Regions from separate parts of the Mus musculus genome. Here region 2 is linked to region 1. The links are chromatin loops, found by intact Hi-C in ENCODE. Cell type or tissue: left cerebral cortex. All regions are shown on one strand. Each heading gives the region's core, and the rest is flanking DNA. Links, peaks and the distances in the headings are about the cores only.

Region 1 (5,669 bases), core at 282-5,281:
AGGGCAGCACAACCATGTGCCCACCTGAGGGCAGCAGGCTCATGTTCCCTGAACGCCACAGGAGATGTGGGGAGGCAGGGATGAACCTGCACTCTGCACATACTGTGAGGAGCACCCAGAGGCCAGCTCACCCCATGTTCCATTCATAGATGAACCTGAGCCACAAGCCAATGATGCCAAGGTCAGCGGGGGTGGGGGTGGTGGTAGGGGGTGGTGGTGGGGGTGGTGCTGTGTTTCAGGGTTTGGACCGGATGTCTCATCCTCTCCAACAATCTTTCATACCTCATCCTAACCCAGAAACCTACAGCTGTGAAATGAAGGCTCTTGATTATTTTAAAGCAGTGGTTCTCAACCTGTGGGCCCTGACCAACTCCCCGGAGCCACCTAAGACCCCATTGGAAAACACCGAGACAGAGTCCTACTATGTAGCCCTATGTCGATCAGGCTGGCTTTGAACTCCCAGAGATCTGCATCCCAAATGCTCAGGTTACAGGAGTGTGGGAAGAAGCCTAGCAAGAAGAATTTCTGGGTTTCCCACATCTCAGATTCAGTACCCGCACCCTCGAGGGACAGTGTTTTATATGACTCCAGCTGTCCCTTAGCGTAAGCTTTCGGAACAGTATGTGGGTTAAACAGGATCTCTCAGCTTCGGCAAAAACTCATGTTCAAGCCAATTGCTATATTCCTTTGGGCAGGATATAGCTTGCTTGCTGACCAAGGGTCAAATTAATGCAAGATTCATTGTGGCAGGCATTATAGTTTGCCTCAAAGAAGACGCACTGAGTTCTGCATGCAGTCCCACCACTGAGAATAATCTTGGTCAATATTGATAACTTTCCCAGTGATTTGGTTTCCCCATTCTTATAATATTGACTGTGCTAGTTATGGTTACTATTGCTGCGATAATACACCATGGCCCAGAGCAAGCCTTAACTTCCCTACACGAGCCCTTTCACCCTAAGCCTTAAACTGCTACTGAGGCTGCACTTTCACCATGGCCTCTCATAGGCTTGCTTCATGGTGCCAAGCCTCGAGTTCTCTGCATGACCCCCTTCTATCCTGGGCCTTCATCTGCTATGGAGGCTGTACCTTCACCAATGGCTTCTCCTGGCTTCTCACAGTGGCAAGCCTCAGCTGCTCACGATGACCCCTCATGCCTTTAAAACCAGTATCAGCTGGGTGACTCTTAAACTACCAAGTTTAGCTGACTGTGTAAGGTACAACCTTGGCCACCTCTGGAACAAGCTTGTGTGTGCATGTGTGTGTGTATGTGTATGTGTGTATATGTGTGTGTATGTGTGTGTATGTGAGAGAGAGAGAGAGAGAGAGAGAGAGAGAGAGAGAGAGAGAGAGAGAGAGAGAGAGAGAGAGACTCAGGAAACACTTCCCAGAGGATTTCACCTCACTGCTGCTGCTCTCTTCCTAATCACTGCCAATTTCTCAGTCCCAGCTGACCAGCATCCAGCATTCCAGCAACAAAGTTTTCACTTTACTGTTTCTGGCCTCTTGTTAATCACAGCCAAGTTTTCAGCTCCAGCTGACGGGACACCACAGACTCTCCACTCAAAAGGCCCTGTAGAGTCCTTGCTTCTCCCAGAAACCTCACAAGTCAGGCCTCTCCCCCTGCACGTCTCTCAACATTCTCACCTCGGAAGCTCCCGCAGAATAGCCCATCAAGCTTTGAAGACTCAATGACTTTTCTAATCCCAAATCCCAAAGTCCTTCCACGATCCTTCCAAAACCGCACGCTCAGCTCCGTCACAGCAGTACCCACATCCTGCTACCCCATAGCATTGCTGTGATGAAACACCACGGCCAACTGCAAGCTGGGATTAAGAGTTTATCTGGCTTATGCTTCCACGTCACTGTTCATCAACGAAGGAAGTCAGGACAGGAACTCAGACAGAATAGGAGGCAGGAGCTATAGTGGCCACGGAGTGGTGCTGCTTACTGGCTTGCTCCTCATGGTGTGCCCAGCCTGTGTTCCTTGAGAACCCAGGGCTTCCAGCCTTGGAGTAGCCTCAACTACAAGGGGCTGAGCCCTCCTCCATCAATCACTAATTAAGAAGGGCTTGCCTACAGCCTGATCTTATGGAGGCATCTTCTCAACTGAGGTTCCCTTTTTTCAGATGGCTTTTGCTTGTGTCAAATCAACATAAAACTGTCCAGGAAAGAGTCATGAAGTCAGCACATGTTAAGTAGGTAAGGTGAAACAAATGTGGAAGGAGCGCTACATTGTGGCATTATTCTTAAAGTGAGAGAAAGAGATCTTCCCCTTTTGACTGTGGGTACAGAGATCTGCTAAAGGAGTGAATGGAAAAACACTCAGACAAACAAACAAAAGAATGAAACTTCTTGCTCAAACTGTCTCTGCTCTTGTCATGGAGCTAATGGTTTGATATGTTATGCTGTCCCAACTGTGTGTGGCCTCTAAGGAATAAAAAACCTGTTGTCTTTATCCTCCTCCTCTCCCAGTGCTCCAACGAGTGAGACATACATATCTGGACAGCTGGCTGGCTGGCTGCTAGGCTAGAATGATGGCTGTCTCAAAGAGCCAATCAAGGAACATGTTACTTACTACGGCTGCAGGTGTCCTTATAGGCATTCATTTGAATAACCAGCAGAGGGCACACGTGCTCAAAAAAGCACGAGGCCACTCTCTCGTGACCGGGAGGACCTCAGCACACCTTCACCTGGGAGCAAACATCAAATATCCCAGAGAACTTCCTCCTAACCTAATTTTAAAAGACTGCACTAGCGCACACTTCAGTTCTGAACCAATGAAGTAAGCCCACTGAACTGCAGTAAACGACCCTGGCTGGGTAGGGAATCCTGGTTTGCATCTGGGCATACATGTCTGTGCCTCCGTTTTACCAACAGCGAAGAATTTCTTGGATTTCTCAAAAGCCGACCTCAAAAGGTTATAGAAAACACGCAAACAGAAAACAAGACAGTCCCTCAAAACAAGTAAGAAACGTATGCTAGAACAAATAGATCCCACTTAAATATACTTTTCCACTATTCACACCTGCAGACTTTACACCTCATTGGTGTCATTACAGGACACACAGAAATCACTAATATGGAGACACTACAAAAAAGTCGGTACAATACGGCATCATTGCCCGGCTTCGGCAAACTGCCAATGTGTCATCCTTATCTCTTGTCTTTCCTCTCTGGTGGTGTGTGTGCAGAAGTAAGGATGGGGAAGGGGGATTAGGGGGTGTGGGGGGCTGGGGAAAGGCTGGGGAGGCTAGAATAATTTCCACTTGCTTAAATTTTTACAGTTGAATCAGTTTTTTTTTCTTTTTTCAAGGATCACATTTTGGTAGGAGTTTTTAGGATGTATTTAAGTCTTGTGAAAAACAAGAAGCCAGGCTTCGGGGAGGAGACGTTCTCTGGTTTGATTGTCTGTGGATCTCCGTGTTCTTTTTGGAAAATTCCACTTTGAAGATAAGTGCAGAGGAATAAACACAGATAAGGCTTGGCATCTACAGGGGAGCTGTGCACCAGGGGGGTTAGCACCCACAGGGCAGGTATTCATGTGTGTGTGTGTGTTTAGCATCTGTAGGGGAGCTATGCACCAGGGGGTTAAGCATCCACAGGGCAGGTAGTCATGGGGGTGGGATGGGGTGGGGGTTAGCATTCACAGGGGAGCTGTGCACCAGGGGGTTTAGCTTCCACTGGGAGCTGTGCATCCAACAGCTTGGCATGCACAGGGAGCTGTATGCCGAGGGTGTAGCATCTATAGGCAGCTGTACAATGAGGACTTAGAATCCACTGGGGAGATGTACACACTGAGGGCGTGGTTTCCATGCAGAAGCTGTAGGCTAAGGAGGCCACTTTCTCTCGACTGTAGTGCCTCAGCTCAGCTTGGCTCCTGTGCACCTTTCACCTTTGCCCCAGAGCAAACATCAAACATCTCAGAGAACTTCCTCGCAGCCTAATTCTAAAAGAACTCACTAGCACACACTGGGACATAGATTCTGCAAGGGAGGTGTGCACTGGGGGCGGGTGGGGGGCTTGGCTCCCACACGGGGCTGTGTGCAATGGAGATTTTACATTGCATAGGAACATGAGCACCTGAGAGCCTGGCTTCTTAGGGAGGTGTGCAGACTGAAGGCCCTACTTCGCCACAGAGACGCACAAACTGTAGGGCCTGGTATGTACAGGGTGTGTGTGGGGTGCAGTAGAACACTTGATTTCCACAGGGAAGGCATGCACAGGAGGGCTGTGTTTTCATGGCTGTTTGACGGACTCAGATACATATATATGTACTTCAGCATAATCTATGTGTTGGGGGTTCACAAAATGTACCCCTGATGGGGACACATCACACCCTTTACAACTGGGAGCAAAAGCAATAACATTATTGCCTGTTATTTTAAAATCTCGCTCTGAGGTGGCGCAGGCAGGAAGCAGAAAGCTCCAGCACTCTGGAGGGTGTTCAGACGCCCACCTTGCTTTTTAGCACTTTCTGCTTCAATTCCTCACCCCCTTCCCGTCAGTATAAAACCCCATTAAAGTAATCAAAACGAGACAAGTTCAAAGCTACTGACTGGGTTACGGATCTGTGAGGAAAAACATATCGCACTCTGGGAAGAGTGGTAACAAGTGGCGTTTTGTGAATTCGACATTTTGGCAGCCATGCTTTTAAATTCATGCGACTGCTAGGCGTCTTCCAGTGTCCACACTGGGGAGTCACCGCAGCAGGGAAAGCGAAGAAGGACTTTTGTGTAGTTTGCTGAGTAATTCTTACAGGAATACAAAAAGGGATGCCCGGGCTTCTGCCTGGGTATGCATTGGGTGTCCCATCTAGTAAGTGTGCTATGCAGGGGCAGGAAGGACAGGATCAGAAGGCAGAACTGATGTCCCCTGTGCGTCCCAGCAGAGCTGAGCAGACCTCCGGAGAGAGGGCTCTGGGGTCATCCAAGGAAACCACACGGTCATAATGTAACTCTTGTCATGAAACAGCTTCTTAGTTTGCAGCATTGTTCTTCTCTCATAGGTGCTGCCAGTGGATGCTAACGAGTCAGTGTCATAGGGGGATGGGCAGGGATAGTCCTGTGGTGATTTTCTTGAAGTGTCCTTTCTGCTCCTTCTGTCTTGCCTAGGGTGGCTGCAAATGCTTAGGGCTCTCAAGGCAGACTTTAGGTCTGCATACTTCCTAAGCACACTGGGTTCTGTGAGGCAATACCTAGGGACTTGAGGGTAAAGTCCTGACTGAACAGGAGTGAATGCTAAGGAGAACAGAGGCCAGTCTGCACAGGCACATTACCTGGACGTTGGAGTCCTGGACCAGGCAGAGTTGTTCCTGGATCTTATGAAGCTCTTCCTGCTGCCACCGAATGTTGGCCTGCAGGATCCGTGTCCTCTGCTCCAGTTGGTCTTTAATGGTCTGGAACATGCTGAATTGTGCTGAAAACTTCAAAAGGAAGTAAAAAAAAATTCAAATCAAAGAGTTATTTCAGCCTGAGACCACCTTTGCCAGCATTCAGATCAGTCTTAAATACTTCTTTCCTGTCCCTTGGTCGCTGTTCTCAGGATCTCTGAGAAAACGACTGTTCGGCTCTGAAGTGACAAGGTGTCTAGCCAGCGTTCCTTGTGCTAATGATGACAGCAAGCCCCTCTGTCACCCTAAATCGGAACCTGGTGCTCTCCTACTGGGC
Region 2 (5,669 bases), core at 324-5,323, 330 kb after region 1:
GAGCAGCTGGTGCTCAAAGAACCACTAGTATTAGAGGCTGCTGGTGATGCACACAGACACACCCAGGTTCATTCTGCCCAAACAGCATGAAAGTGTGTGTGTGTGTGTGTGTGTGTGTGTGCATATGTGTGGTGTGCATGTGTGTGTATGCACATGTGTGTGTGTGTGTGTGTGTGTGCCTGTGTGTCTGTATGTGTGTGTCTGTGTAAGAACACGGGGTCTTCAGTATGCACCCTTTACCACCGAGCTATGCATCTTTCCTGCTGGATGTGTTTTGTGATGACTGGAACTCCAAGTTTGGCCAGGATAATTCTGATGTTTATTGCTTATTCATGAACTTAGGAGGCTTCTGAAGAGACAAGCAAATTTAGAGTGTGGCCACTGTTACTCAAAACATAAAATCAGATTACCAAGATGCAGAACGGCAATGGTGACAGGCAGAGATTCTCAGCCCCAGAGCCTGTCGTGGAGATGAGGAGAGGCCAGTGGAGGGTTTTACTGCCAAGTGCTAGGCAGGAGTTTTGAGTCAGGGAAGTCTTGTGTGGTCATTTTGCTTCCACCTGCGACTCCTGCCTCAGGACGAACCAATCCCATTGGTGGAAATCTGTGTATTGAGGCTCTGCTTGGTGGAGACCCAAATGATGCAACTTCTGATTGGCTGGGGCCTGGCTAATTGCAGATGTTTATTGGTGAACTTACATACAGTGCAGATTTTGATCAGAGAGTTGGTATGGCTCGCCTGTCGTGAACCATCTCAAACCATCATGCTACCTTTATGGATGCATCATCTCCATATTTCATTAATAATGAAGGGCAAGGGCAGAGCTTGAATCCAAACACCTTCCTCATGATCCTAAGCATATGAGACAGAGATGGGTACAAGGCAGGTAACCTCAGAGCAGGCATACTTTAATGATCAAATAGGAGGCAAATATTCCAAGCAGAGGAAAGGAAGCAAAGAAATAATTAAACTCACTGTGAAAAACTGTTTGCCATTTGTGTGAGTCAATTCAGGTAATTTTGTGCTTTAAACTTCTGCTACTAAAACCCCACGAGCAGCTTAACTTCTCCAAAGTAAGTGTGGCGACGCTGTGTTAAGTGTCATGACAGCCACGAAATCACTTTCCGGGGCGCTATGAGGAGCACAGAATGTTATTGTTCAGTAGATTAAGATTATGGTGACTAACGTGTTATGAGCAATGTGCGTGGGAGATGATGGAATATATCCAAAGCTGTGAGGGAAAGGGTACAGGAAAAGCCTCTCTTGATGCTGCTCCCCGCCCCCGGCTCCTGCCAAGCTCACTACCCACAGCCTTCAAACAGGTTTCTTCTGGTGGTGGAGATGCAGGGTGGAGATGGGAACAGTGGCCCAATGGATCACACCTGTGTGTGCATGAGCGAGTGAGTGCGCATGTGCACGTCTGCCTGACAGCACAGGTACCACACATTAGTGGAAGATGTTGCAAGACTGGTTCAAGGGGCACACAGTAGGTGATACCAAGGCTAGACACCTGCAGCTTGAGGAACCTCAAACTGTTGTCCCTTTCTTTATACTTTTTCTATCTCAGTGTCCCCCAGCCCTAGAGATCTCCTATCTCCTGCCCCACCCCAACCCTAAAACTCTCAATGTCCCACGTTGTCCTTGTAACCTAGTGATTGGTCCTCAGCAGATGGGGAAAACTTTTCTTTCAAATGCTATGTTCTCAGAGTCCAACGTTATTCCTGTAAAAACTACTAAAATAATTGTGCTCCCACATTCCTGTAACTATAGCGCTAGGAAGGTGGGAGCAAGACACTCGAGGTCATCCTTGCCAAGATACTGAGTTCAAGGCTATCCTGGGATAAAGATCCTGGAGAGAGGGGGATGTGGGGTGTTAGCATGGGGCAGGTGGGGGGCAGCAGAGAGAACACTTAATTGCCCAGGAGACCAGCAACCAGAAAATTTTTTAAAAAAATAATATTATTATTTAGGAGAATTTCATTCAGAAGGCTCCAAAATCCCACCAGCAAACAATAGATTTAGGAAAATAAATACTATTTTCATAAACATTTGGGATATTCAATTCAGTTTTTGTGCTGAATTTCAATATAAGGAATATAAATTAAAAGGACTAACAAGGCCTGGTGTGTTTTTTGTTTTTTGTTTTTGTTTTTTTTTGTTTTTGTTTTTTTGGCTTGTTTTATTTTGTTGTTGTTGTTTTTGTTTTTCCTCTTGTTTTAAGCCACTAGCATTGGATTTATTCTACTATTACAAGATATTTCAGACACTCAACAAAGAGGCCTGTGGTGGTTAGTCAGCCAATGCAGGATCGCCTGTGAAGGGAATCTCACAGAAAGAGGGGCTGCATGAGATTGAGCTATAGTTGTGTCTCAGAGAGATTCTCTTGATTGTGTTGAAGAAAGAAACAAAGCAAAAAACAAAGCAGTATCTTAATAAAATAGGTAAAGAATGACTTTTTTTTTCTTTTTCTTTTTTTTTTTAGTGCAGGGGATTGAGCCTAAGGCTTCATGCTTATGGGGCAAGAGGTTTTAGCAGTGAGGCACATCTCCAAGCCTCTGTCATCACAATTGTCATTGTCAACATCATCATCGTCATTATCTTGAGATGGAGTATCAGTATGTTGTTCTTGAACATACTCTGAATCCCAGACCGTCCTTGAATTTGAGATCCTCCTGCCTCAGCTTCGAAAATGCCTAGGATTACAGGCCTGCACCACCAGTCTGGGCTAAGAACAAGCCATCAACACAGCTCCCTGACCCCCTGACCCCCACACCACTCCCACCAAAGTTCCCTTCCATGTTGGAAAAATTCAACCTGGGGCAAGAGCCAGCGCTAGGCCAGATTTCAGGGTGCTTTCCTGGGAAGAAGAACAAATGTCCCACTGTCCTGATCCTTCACACACACTGCAAAAGGCATCTCCCTCAAGAAAAGTCTTCTGCCTCCTCCATCAACCCGAGTTCCCTCTCTACCCGGTACTGAGTTTTCCTTAACCAAGCCAGGAGGCCCGGCCTGGACGAGCTCCCTAGGACCAGCGGATGCTCAACAGGTGCTTGATAAAAGATGGAGCTGAACACACTAAATGCCTTTAACTATTCGCCACAACTAGGCTTTAACTTGACTCGTTGTGACACCTAGTGGTGACTTCTTTCCACTTTGCTCCAACAGGATTAGCAGGAAAGTGTAGTTCCTACTACAGCAAAGGCAAAGCAAACCAGCTCTGGTCCAGGAACCTAGGATGCAAGAGCACCTGGGTGGCAAATGGTCGGTCGGTGTTTGCCCTCTGTGGCTTGCAGGCTAGCAGCGCTCACTGCTCTCATCAGGGTCAGTATAGCACTCACACTGCTCCGCAGCTCCGCGGCAGGAAGCCCACAGGAAATCATGGCTTCCATGTCACGTTGCAGAAGGGTAGCTGAGCCATGGAAACTGTCCCTGTTGCATGGAGCTACCTCTATTGCCCCTGTCTCAGGGGCAGACCTCAACAGTAGAGCTTTTATCTAAACAATCAAGTCCCTGGGTTTTATCTTCAACACCTTGTACCTTGCCAAAAGGGGGCGGGGGGAGCCATAAATTACCAATGTATGACAGTTAAAATAAAATTGAGCAGGCCGGGTGGTGGTGGTGCACGCCTTTAATCCCAGCACTTGGGAGGCAGAGCTAGGCAGATTTCTGAGTTCGAGGCCAGCCTGGTCTAAAGAGTGAGTTCCAGGACAGCCAGGGCTATATAGAGAAACCCTGTCTCAAAAACAAAAAACAAACATACAAAAAAAAATGAGCAAGAAATTAAAGATCTGTGATGTTTAATGGCACTCAAAGTATCTGTGAAAGTGTTAATGTTAGGTATGTTTTCAGAGGAAACTTCAGTATTAGATATAAAAATAGTACATGCAGCATGCATTTACCTCTTACCCTGTAAACCACTTCTTGGAATAAATTCTAAGAAAGTGGTTACAGAATAAAGAGACAGCCTGCAGGATCAGAGAAAACCTAGCTAGTTGAACATGACAGGATTAGCATCTAAACCATATAAAGAACTCGAGAAAAACCTAAAGAGCCAAACAGCTCAGCTGATAGATTATCAAGTTCAGTAAGCAGTTTCCAAATGATAAAATACAAATGATGGATAACAATGTTTTTTACAACCTGGAGGCTCACTAAGCATCAGAAAAATGTAAAGCAGAATTACATTGAGATTCTAGCTCCCCCCAGTCAGAGTGCCAGTCATTAAAAAGCAAGTAACCACAGATGCTCGTGCCGTGAAAGACAGCTGTGGTGGTTTGAATGGAAATGGCCACCATAGACTCACAGGGAGTGGCATTATTTGACATGGTTAGGAGGTGTGGCCTTGTGGGAGTGGGTATGGCCTTACTGGAGGAAATGCCACTGGTGGCTGGGCTTTGAGGTTTCAGATGCTCAAGCCAAGTCCAGTGTCACTCTCTCTTCCTGCTGCCTGCAGATCAGATGTAGAACTCTTAACTACCTTTCCTGCACCATGTCTGACTGCATGGAACCATGCTCCCTGCCATGATAATAATGGACTAAACCTCTGAAGTGTAAGCCAGCTGCCATAAAACGTTTTCCTTTGTGAGAGTTGCTGTGGTCATGGTGTCTCTTCATTGCAATAAAACCCTAAGAACCTTATACACTATACACTACGGGCAAGAATGTAAACATGTCCTGCCCCTATGGCAGCTTATAGTAGTGCCATTCTATAGTAGGCAGGTTTCTCAGAAACCTATATAGACCCAAGATATGACCTAGCCATACCTTCTATTCCTAGATATTTACCCAAAGGCCTCCAAGTCAGTCTATCCCAGTGACAACTGCAATAGAAACTCCAACTAAGACACTTGACTTAAACTTCCATTAATCCCCATGAAATTCATGTAGAAACCATCACTGTTGCCTCCTGAGAGATGGCACAGTCTCGACCTATGAGTGGCTGAGAGATATCAGTGGGCAAAGGATCTGCTACAAGAAATGATCTCCTTGCCTCAATGGTAGGCCATTGCCTGGATCATGTGGATAGAGGTATTGTCTTAGTCAGGGTTTGTACTCCTGCACAAAACATCATGACCAAGAAGCAAGTTGGGGAGGAAAGGGTTTATTTAGCTTACACTTCTAAATTGCTTTTCATCACCAAAGGAAGTCAGGACTGGAACTCAAGCAGATCAGGAAGCAGGAGCTGATGCAGAGGCCATGGAGGGATGTTACTTACTGGCTTGCTTCCCCTGGCTTGCTCAGCCTGCTCTCTTATAGAACCCAAGACTACCAGCCCAGGGATGTCACCACCCACAAGGGGCCTTTCCCCCTTGATCACTAATTGAGAAAATGCCTTACACCTGGATCTAGTGGAAGCATTTCCCCAACTGATGCTCCTTTCTCTGTGATAACTCCAGCTGTGTCAAGTTGACACAAAACTAGCCAGTAAAAAGGTTAACCATGTTTTATTGTTTATAGGAAAACAGACACTGTTGGAGATAGCTGTATTAAGTGAATTAAGCCAGTCTTATTGATTCTTAGATTTTATAAATTAATAGATGCTTAAAATCATGTGTACCATTAAAGTAGAAGCAAGACTGTCTAGGGATGGCTCAGCAGAAACTAACATAGTATGAAGAGTTAGGAGAAAATGAGGGTATAAGGAAAAAGCAATTGACTAAGAAGACAA

What was found. A loop is a pair of places that touch in the nucleus more often than their neighbours do. Peaks named below come from ENCODE experiments on the same cell type or tissue, not always from the same donor. Only the 100,000 strongest peaks of a DNase experiment are listed, where the experiment ranks them.
Region 2: a loop joins it to region 1, with 5 times the contacts of the local background. A loop is called at or near these places in 38 of 42 quality-filtered maps.

What each region holds. Positions count from the first base shown.
Region 1 is chr1:39,337,809-39,343,477 of GRCm38, reverse strand. It overlaps Npas2 (neuronal PAS domain protein 2), which reads right to left. Exons shown (of 21, transcript NM_008719.2): 16 at 5,279-5,425. Among named protein-coding and RNA genes, the nearest start is that of Rpl31, 27 kb to the left of the region's middle. In left cerebral cortex, for the core only: a CTCF peak has its summit at 2,616 (motif pointing right); DNase peaks (open chromatin) are centred at 3,068, 3,441, 3,808, 4,489 and 1 more place; H3K27ac peaks cover 1,856 bases.
Region 2 is chr1:39,008,348-39,014,016 of GRCm38, reverse strand. No RefSeq gene overlaps it. Among named protein-coding and RNA genes, the nearest start is that of Gm35222, 16 kb to the left of the region's middle. In left cerebral cortex, for the core only: a CTCF peak has its summit at 3,139 (motif pointing left); DNase peaks (open chromatin) are centred at 374, 1,215 and 3,129; H3K27ac peaks cover 1,013 bases.